Regions from separate parts of the Mus musculus genome. Here region 1 is linked to region 2. Evidence: chromatin loops called from intact Hi-C (ENCODE). Cell type or tissue: heart. All regions are shown on one strand. Each heading gives the region's core, and the rest is flanking DNA. Links, peaks and the distances in the headings are about the cores only.

Region 1 (4,390 bases), core at 308-4,307, 80 kb after region 2:
TTTGTTAATTGGGAAGAGACTAACATTCCAGTTTATATCACTGACTCTGAGATCTTGGGTACCCCAATTGCTAATTATATTGTTCCTCAAGGAAAGATGGTCACCTGACAGTTTAAGTATTGATGTTCAAGCCTTACATGATAAAATAGTATTCAAAGTTAGATAAATTACCCTCCTCCAAAGCTTTATTTCCCATCTTATTGCAGACATTCACTGTTATGGGTATTCCTGTACAGTTAAAAACTGATAATTATTCAACTTTTACTAGTAGGAGTTTTAAGAAATTCTATGAAGAATGGCAAATTAAACACATCATTAGAATCCCTTTTAACCTATAAGGTCAAACATTTGTAGAACATACACATTCTACCTGTAGGAAACAACTTTTATGGGCTGGAGAGATGGCTTAGCAGTTCAGAGCACTGGCTGCTCTTCCAGAGGACCTGTATTCAGTTCCTAGCATCCACATGGTGACTCACAAGTGTCTGTAACTCCTGGGAGATCTGACACCCTCAGGGAATCCAACACCCTCACACAGACATACGTGCAGTCAAACACCAATGTACAGAAAAATTAATATATAAAAAAGGAAACATTTTTTTTTAAAAATAAAAGGGGGCAGGGAAGTACTTTCCAAGATATTCCCCTTGCTATTACCTTATTTACTTAAACTTTGTGCTCCAAGAGGTACTATTATTCCTGGCATTCTTAGGATACTAAGCCATGCAACCATTGTTGTGTCCCATATAGTATAAAGAACTAGACCACTGGCTACCAGGATGAAAATTTTCAGACATTTTCTAAACAATTGCCTGAAATTTGAGAAGCAATAGAAGGAGATCCTTCTTCCTGGTGATAAAGTACCATGCATAATGCTCTTACATCTTACACTTATATGTCTGATCATCATTCTCTTAGGATTGTGATGGCCCCAAAGAAGATTAAATAGCTTAAAATGGAAACAAACAAAAAGAGGGAAATATCGGAACACAGTCAAAAGAATGACGCATGGTGAGCAATGCCTTGAGGATCTGTGACGGAGACTCCAGGAAAAAAGGCAGAGGGCCTTTACCTGAGGTGCAGTCTGTTCCTTGGATTGTCCTTGGACAGGATTTCATGATTCCTGGAACAAATAATTTACATTCAGTTTAATAAGGCATCTTTATTCTTGGTAGGCATCAGATTATAGCTATCATGCCAGAACCCAATCTGGTCAGTGTACCCTGAACTTGGATATGGCCTCCTGCCTTGTTTTTGTTCTTTCCCAGATATAATCTATAGTATGTGTCACCAGGCAGTGACACATACTATAGATTGTGTTTAAATTCGTCTGTCCTCAGGAAGTTCTGGAAAGGGGCTGCTCTGTTAATACTTAGTCTGTGCTTACTGGCACTTATTTACATGTTTTTCTGATCATACTTTTTTTTTAAAAGATTTATTTATTCTTATATCTAAGTACACTGTAGCTGTCTTCAGACATACCAGAAGGAGGCCTCCACAATTAAGATGCTCAGAGGTTTTTTTTGTTTTTGTTTTTTAAAGATTTACTTATTTATTATATGTAAGTACATTGTATCTGTCTTCAGACACACCAGAAGAGGGCGTCAGATCTCGTTATGGATGGTTGTGAGCCACCATGTGGTTGCTGGGATTTGAACTCTGGACCTTAGGAAGAACAGTCGGGTGCTCTTACCCACTGAGCCATCTCACCAGCCCCTGATCATACTTTTCTGAACTTGGACAGACTTCCTTGGATCATTGCTTTCTTGGTTACATTCATGTACAAAGTCCTCTAAAATTGAGGTAATGTTGTCTACAGTATCACACTATAGTCTACCCTATTTTAGGTCCTCAGATCTTAGGTCCAGCAGACATGATCTGCACAGGTCAACAAAAGTCAACAATAGTCATTAAGGAAACACAGTTGTCCCTAGGTATCCCTGGGGATTTGATTCCAGGTTTTGCTGCAAATACCAAAACCCCATGCTTAAGACTGTTTTATAAAAATGCATGACATTTGCATGTAGACTTTGCATATCCTACTGCATACTTTGTTATTATTTTAGTTAGGATACGAAACAATGGCTGTAATTATGACATCTTCATCCATATATACAAGTATGGTTTGCTCATATCTGCTCCCTAGTTTGTTGTTTCTCTTCCTTTCTGTTCACTCCCTTCTTTGTCCAAATAGTTCCTCTTCTGTTTTCATGTCACACAAACTAGATTCTACATATAAAACATGGCATTCATGGTTTTTATTGTATTTTCTTATACATGCTACGCACACACCTTCTTTTGATATTCTTTTAAGATTTATTTATTTATTTTATGAGTTATGAGTACATTGTAGCTGTACAGAAGGTTGTGAGCCACCATGTGGTTGCTGGGATTTGAACTCAGGACTTCTGGAAGAGCAGTCAGTGCTCTTACCTGCTGAGCCATCTCTCCAGCTCCTGATATTTTTATATTAAGATATGGTCTCACTGAAATTACTCTGACTAAACTTGAACTCACTGAAGCCCAGGCAGGCTTTGAATCTGAGATCCTTCTGCCTCAACTTCGTAAGTTGCTGACATTACAGGTCTGAGTTACCCGGCTAGACGAATTTAATTTTGAGACAAGGCCTTACTATCTTTCCCAGAATGGTCTCAAAATGATGGGTTCAAGTGATCTCTTGTGCTGTTTGTCCTTCCTGGCTCTTCTGTATATTTTAAAGCATTTTAAAATTACTTATAAGAGTTAACACAGGGGCTGGCGAGATGGCTCAGTGGATAAGAGCACACGGTGGCTCACAACCACTTGTAGTAAGATCTGACGCCCTCTTCTGGTGCGTCTGAAGCCAGCTACAGTGTACTTATGTATAATAATAAATAAATCTTTGGGCCGGAGTGAGCATGGACTGATTGAGCAGGGCTGACTGGAGCTAGCAGAGAGGTCCTAAAACTTCAATTCCCAACAACCACATGAAGGCTCACAACCATCTGTACAGCTACAATGTACTCATATACATAAAATAAATACTTTTTTTTAAAATTTTTCAAGACAGGGTTTCTCTGTGTAGCCTTGGCTGTCCTGGAACTCACTCACTCTGTAGACCAGGCTGGCTTCGAATTCAGAAATTCACCTGCCTCTGCCTCCCAAGTGCTGGGATTAAAGGTGTGTGCCACCATGCCCGGCACAAATATTTTTGTTTTTTGTTTTTTTTCAAGACAGGGTTTCTCTGTATAGCCCTGGCTGTCCTGGATCTCATTTTGTAGACCAGGCTGGCCTCAAACTCAGAAATCCTCCTGCCTCTGTCTCCTGAGTGCTGGGATTAAAGGAGTGCACCAACACGTCCGGCTACAAATAATTTTTAAAAAAATAAAATTACTTGTAAGAGTTAACAGAGGGGCTGGTGATATGGCTCAGCGGGTAAGAGCACTGACTGCTCTTCCGAAGGTCCTGAGTTCAAATCCCAGCAACCACATGGTGGCCCACAACCATCCATAATGAGATCTGATGCCCTCTTCTAGTGTGTCTGAAGTCAGCTACAGTGTGCTTATACAGTGTATAATAATAAATAAAAAAGATTAAGACAAAAAAAGATTTAACACAATGTAAATACCATAGAAACAGCAGTTGTACTGTATTGTTCAGGGTGAAAAATGTATACATGTGTAGTATCGAAACATTTCTTCAAATGTTTTCAATCTGTGGTTATTTGAATCTGTAGCTGTAGAAATTACAGTTTTGGAGGGATGACTTGATAGTATTGTGTAAGGCAGTTATGACTGCTATGAAGAAAAATAAAGCAAGGTAAGGAGAATAGAATATGTTATGTGTACTAGTTTAACTGGGGTATTTGAAGGCTGGAGTTTGCTGAATGAATAAAAGATCACTACATCTTCATCTCTATATGCATTTCCCAAATGTGGTCCATTTCGCCTATTTAAGAGCTTGCAAATTGTGCCCCTTTTATTCATCCTCATATCTCAACCACCTTGGCTTATATCCTTTGTCTGTGACTTAGATAGCCAGCCTGCTCTTCATATTAGCTCTTGTGGGGTGGTTCTCCTAACGCAGAATTCTGTAATTCTCTCTTGTCTATAAGATAGACATTAAGCCTCTGCAGTTGAAATTCAAAGTCTGTTTTGACCTGGTATCTGTCACCTCCTCCCTCATCTCCCACCTCCTCTCTACCTGTGATTGATCTTGGGGGCATTCAGCTATGTGCTGGCTTTACAAAAAAACCAAACTGACCAATGATTACCATTTTGTACCACATTCTTATCTATTTCTTTGGTCAAAGCTGCCATGGGATAAAGTCAAGAGATTGTGGCCCTAAGGGCTGCCCAATTGGAGATAAGAGCAGCCCAGATGAAACATAGTAACTAGTAAGTAATAACTT
Region 2 (4,390 bases), core at 274-4,273:
CACAGTCCTAGTGATCTGTGGAAGGTGAGCTATGAGCCCTGGAAGCTGCTAAAAGCTCACCACCTCCTTCAGTCCCAGTGAAGATAGGGCAGATCCATACACTGTTCTTCCTTCAAGGCTCCCAGACTCAGGCCCACGTGAGAATATCCTAGAGGCTCTGCTAGGCTGCTCAGATACTCAGGACTATGAAAAGGCCCATCGGGGTCTGTGGCCCCAGCCTGACCTAGAGTTGTTCCACCACACTGCAAACCCAAGCAACCATCCTGATGATTTTTCCAAACAATCTCCTGGCCCAGCAGCTCTCCCTTCTGACCTCTCTGTCCTATTCCTTCGTACCAGCAGCGCCTTCAGCCCCTTCCTCCAGGCTCAGCTCCACCTTTCTCTCTCATCAATACCCCCTACCTCTTCCTCCCCTTGTCCTGTGGCCACACACACCTAGCAGAAGCACAATCTAGGATCAGTCCACCATCTCCCTCTCTCTTTTGCTCATACTTTCGGGCTACTGAGTCGTATAAGGGGAAATCACATAAGGAGAAAGCTTGCATTACTCTCCAGCTTCAGTTTGGGGAAGCGGGAAGACCACAGATTTTGGACTCTGATCTGTTTTTAAATCCAGGCACCATAATGACAGTGTGACCTTGGACAAGTTACTTCTCAAAGCCTCAGTCTGCACCCCTAAAAATGTAATTGATGATATCCACTTCACAGATGGCTCCTGAAGCTGAAACAAAAACCCTTGTAAAAGTACCCAGTTCAGTGCCATGCACAAATGTAGTCACTTAGCTAATGGGAGACTTCTTTTCTCCTATTCCAACCACATCCCCATTGCTGCCCTGAAATCCTGCCCCCTTTTCTTGGAGTGCTTCCTCTCCTGTTAGCCTCAACAGTTAGAAGAGAAAGGAGTCTTAAGGCTTGAGGGCGCAAGGGACAGATAAGAGCAAGGGGCAAAGGCTGAAAGGACTGGACCGAATACTGCAGGAGGTGGGGGTAGGGGTTGAGGGGACCCAAGGGGCTAGGGTGAGCATGTCGGCTCCAAGTCCTAGAACAAGAACCCGTTCCCGGTACCAGGCCCGTGGCCCAGGTTCCCATGCTGTCTGGATCACTCACCAGGCCGAGGCTGCGAGCCCTCCAGGTGGTAGGAGAAGCGCAGGGCCCGGTGGTGCTGAGGACTAGGGCCGCAGGGTAAGACCCGGGAGCTTGGAGGCGCTCCCAGGCTGGCATCCGAGGGTCCAACAAACTGAGGATCCAAAGGGCCTCCAAGAGCCGTGCCTGAGCCCCTGCTCACCGGCAGCCCGGGTTCCAAGGCTCCAGGGTCCGAGTCGGCACAGGCCAGCGGAGCGGCACCGGGGGTATTTGCCGCTGAGCGTTCGGGATCCGAAGGCCCAGGGCCCCCCGGGACTCGGTGGCCATGCATGGTCCGGGCCTGGGCGCGGGGCCCGGGCTCCCCGCTTGGCTCCAGTTCCTGGGGCGGAGGCGCGGGCGGAGAAGGCCCGGCGCCCGGCGGAGCAGCGGCCTCAGGCTCGGGGGGCGGGGCTGCGGGCTCAGCCCCACTGCGGAGACTCGAGCCCCCGACCCGGGCTCCGGCCAGCAGCCGTGGCGGCAGCAGCAGCAGCAGCCGCGGCCACCGCCGTTGCCGCGCCAGGCATCGCCAGCCCTGGCCCCAAGCGGGGAGTGGGCTCGGCGGGGCCGGGGGCCCGCTGGGGAGCGCTGTCTATGCGGCTGCGGCTAGGCGAGGGTCGGGGGCTGCGCTAGGCACGAGCTCTCCTAATAGATGACCAGTCACTTCCGTAGCCGGGGGCGAGCGGCCAGCCGGATCCCACCGAGGGGGGTCTCTTTCTCCCGGAATGAGAATCGACCTGGGTTCTCTGGGCTAGTCGGGAAGGGTTCTTCCTCCCGCCGCAGCGGAGGCTGGGGGCGGAGGAGAGGGGAGGGGGAGAGGAGAGGAAGGAGGGAAGAGAGGACGGCCGCGGCCGGGAGGCGCGCGTGTGCGCCGCGCTCTCCGGCTGCGAGGCTTGCCTTCGGGCAGTCCTCCGGAACGATGCTCCAGCCGTGCGGGCGGAGGACCGGGCTGGACCGGGCTTCTCCGCCTTCGTCCTGGGTCTGCACCGCGGCAGGCGGGAAGAGCCCTGGGAACTGGGGGATGGGGAGGCGCGAGCCGTTGCTGAGACAGCCGCAGCCACCGCGGCGCTGAGACCCAGTTATTGGAGCCCCGCCCCCTCGTCGGGATTTGAGCTTGGCCACGCCCCCTCGCTAGGGCCAGTTTCACCTCTAACTGCTAGGAGCTTAAGGCCCTCCTTCTGCTGGCCCTTCAGCTTTCCTTCCCATCCTTCCTTGGTCCCACAGAGGCGAGTCTCTGGGCCCAATTTCCGAAATCGACCCTTCCGTCGCATCTCATGCCTTCTTCCGCTCTCCCATCACACTCTTTCCCAGAAGCCTTTCCACATGTCCCAGAGTTAAGCTAGGCTTGGCACGTAGCGATCCTTTAGTACTTATTTTCTCAGACCAGATCTCATGGCCCTTTACTTTTCCACTCTTTTTGTCGCGGTCCCTTGTTTTGTCCGTTACCCGGCTGGCAGCAACCCAAAACTGAACCAGTCCAACTGTTTGCCTTTTTTTCCATGCTTGTGCCCAGGCAGCTGAACACTACTGGGTAACACTACAATTTTCCACATTTGTGTCATGATAAACCCTCATTTCCCAGCTTCTACAAGTCCCTCAGAACTGACCCGACACCCTACTAGTAGTCAACTTTCTTTTCTGTTTCACCCCCATTGCCTAGATAACTCTCATCCATGGTGGCCATATCAAATCTAGTCTCCCCAAGATCTTGATTTGTGCCCCCAACTCCGTCCCACGGTACTTAGCTGATAAGCCCATGTCCTACTTACATGGAGTGAACAGAAGACGCCAGAAGAAAGGTCTGGAATTCTTAGCAACAGACCTCTGAGTTCGTTCCGAGTCCCTTCGCTCTGGGCTTTAAACAGTCAGGTATCTTCTCCCATCTAAAAAAACAAGCACCAAAAGTTATCTCTCTTCTCTTTTTACAGATGACTCAAGACTTGCTCATAGTCAAGTGTCCCATTTCCTACCTCCCACTTATCTTTAACCCTGCTACAACTCACCTCTACTACTTCTTCCAAGCTATTTTTCTTATCAAGGTCTTCCATAGCTTACGTTACTAAACCGAAAAGAATCTCTTTAGAGGTCATCCTACTTGGACTTGCTAGCATTCAGGTAGCACCAGTGACCTCTCCCTTCTCCTGAAATTGCTTCCCTATGACATATCATGCTTATTTTTCTCCTTTTTCCTTTTCAGTTTCCTCCTCGTCTTAGTAGTGTTCTTGGGAGCTTTGGCCTGAGCTCTGTCTTCCCACGCACTCTCTCTGGTCTTTCCCTCAATATCTCATTTGCTTCTATGGCTTCAATTATTACTTCTTTGATAGTTACTCTAAAATACTTCAAATCAAAACATTTTTCCTGGCCCAGACATTCAGCTGGTTAGAAAACAACATTGTTTGAAAATCCTAGAGAAACCTAGAATCTCTGTTCTTTCCCAACTCAAGAAATCCTCTCTCAATGAGCTGTACCTTACCTAAGTGAAGGATCTTGGTCAAAGTAGAGATCTAAGCTATACCCTGGCTCTTTTCTCTCTCTCTCTCTTCTACACCTCCCCCCCCCATGCAATTGCCAAGTCTTCCTATCATCTACAGGACCATCTCCATCATCTACTTATACAGTCTCATTTCCATTGCCACTCGCTGGTGTAGGCTAGTACAGCTTCTAATCTGCAATACCTTCACAGCTCTCCTGTTTCAGTCTTGTTCTCTGGAATCTATTCTTAACTATTTTTCATTATCATGTATCAAACCCAAAGCCTCAGGCAAGACAGGCAAGTGTTCACTGAGTCCTGGAATCTATTCTCTATATTGTAGGCAGTCTGTATTATTACTATTTTTTGAGACAAGCTCTCACTGTGTAGCCTAGGCAGGCCTTGAATTTATAATCCCTCTGTGGTTGCCTCCTGAGTGATGAGACTAAGGGCATATACTACCACATCTGGCAAGTCTATGTCTTTCAAAATCAAATATCATTCACAAGTTTAGAATCTTCCAAGTCCCCAAAGGTTCAAAAGAAAATTTACCTTCCTTAACATTAGAGGTTTGGCAGGGCTCTTTATGATCTGGTGAGATCTCAATCAGCCTTTCTAAACCTAATGCTTGAGTCAAAGTTGAAAAATTGTAAGACTGTTCCTTGGTCTATCCAGCCTCTGAAGGCTTTTTTAACCTTAATTTTTAAAATTCTTTGACAATTCCATCCATATGACCTCTGGAGGTTTTGGGTTGTTGTTCTCTTTTGCTTCTTTGGGTTTTTTTTTAGCGGCAGGGCCTCA

What was found. A loop is a pair of places that touch in the nucleus more often than their neighbours do. Peaks named below come from ENCODE experiments on the same cell type or tissue, not always from the same donor. Only the 100,000 strongest peaks of a DNase experiment are listed, where the experiment ranks them.
Region 1: it touches region 2 in a loop (2.4-fold over the local background); 1 of 42 quality-filtered maps calls a loop at or near these places.

Annotation. Positions count from the first base shown.
Region 1 is chrX:150,965,137-150,969,526 of GRCm38, reverse strand. No RefSeq gene overlaps it. Among named protein-coding and RNA genes, the nearest start is that of Gnl3l, 50 kb to the left of the region's middle. In heart, for the core only: no CTCF peak of the experiment used is centred there; no DNase peak of the experiment used is centred there.
Region 2 is chrX:151,044,699-151,049,088 of GRCm38, reverse strand. Fgd1 (FYVE, RhoGEF and PH domain containing 1) reads right to left here and starts at 1,919. Exons shown (of 18, transcript NM_008001.4): 1 at 1,108-1,919. The coding sequence starts at 1,414. It overlaps Gm46690 (a long non-coding RNA gene), which reads left to right and starts at 2,997. Exons shown (of 2, transcript XR_001782846.2): 1 at 2,997-4,390. In heart, for the core only: no CTCF peak of the experiment used is centred there; DNase peaks (open chromatin) are centred at 1,228, 1,368 and 2,208; H3K4me3 peaks cover 2,389 bases; H3K27ac peaks cover 2,271 bases.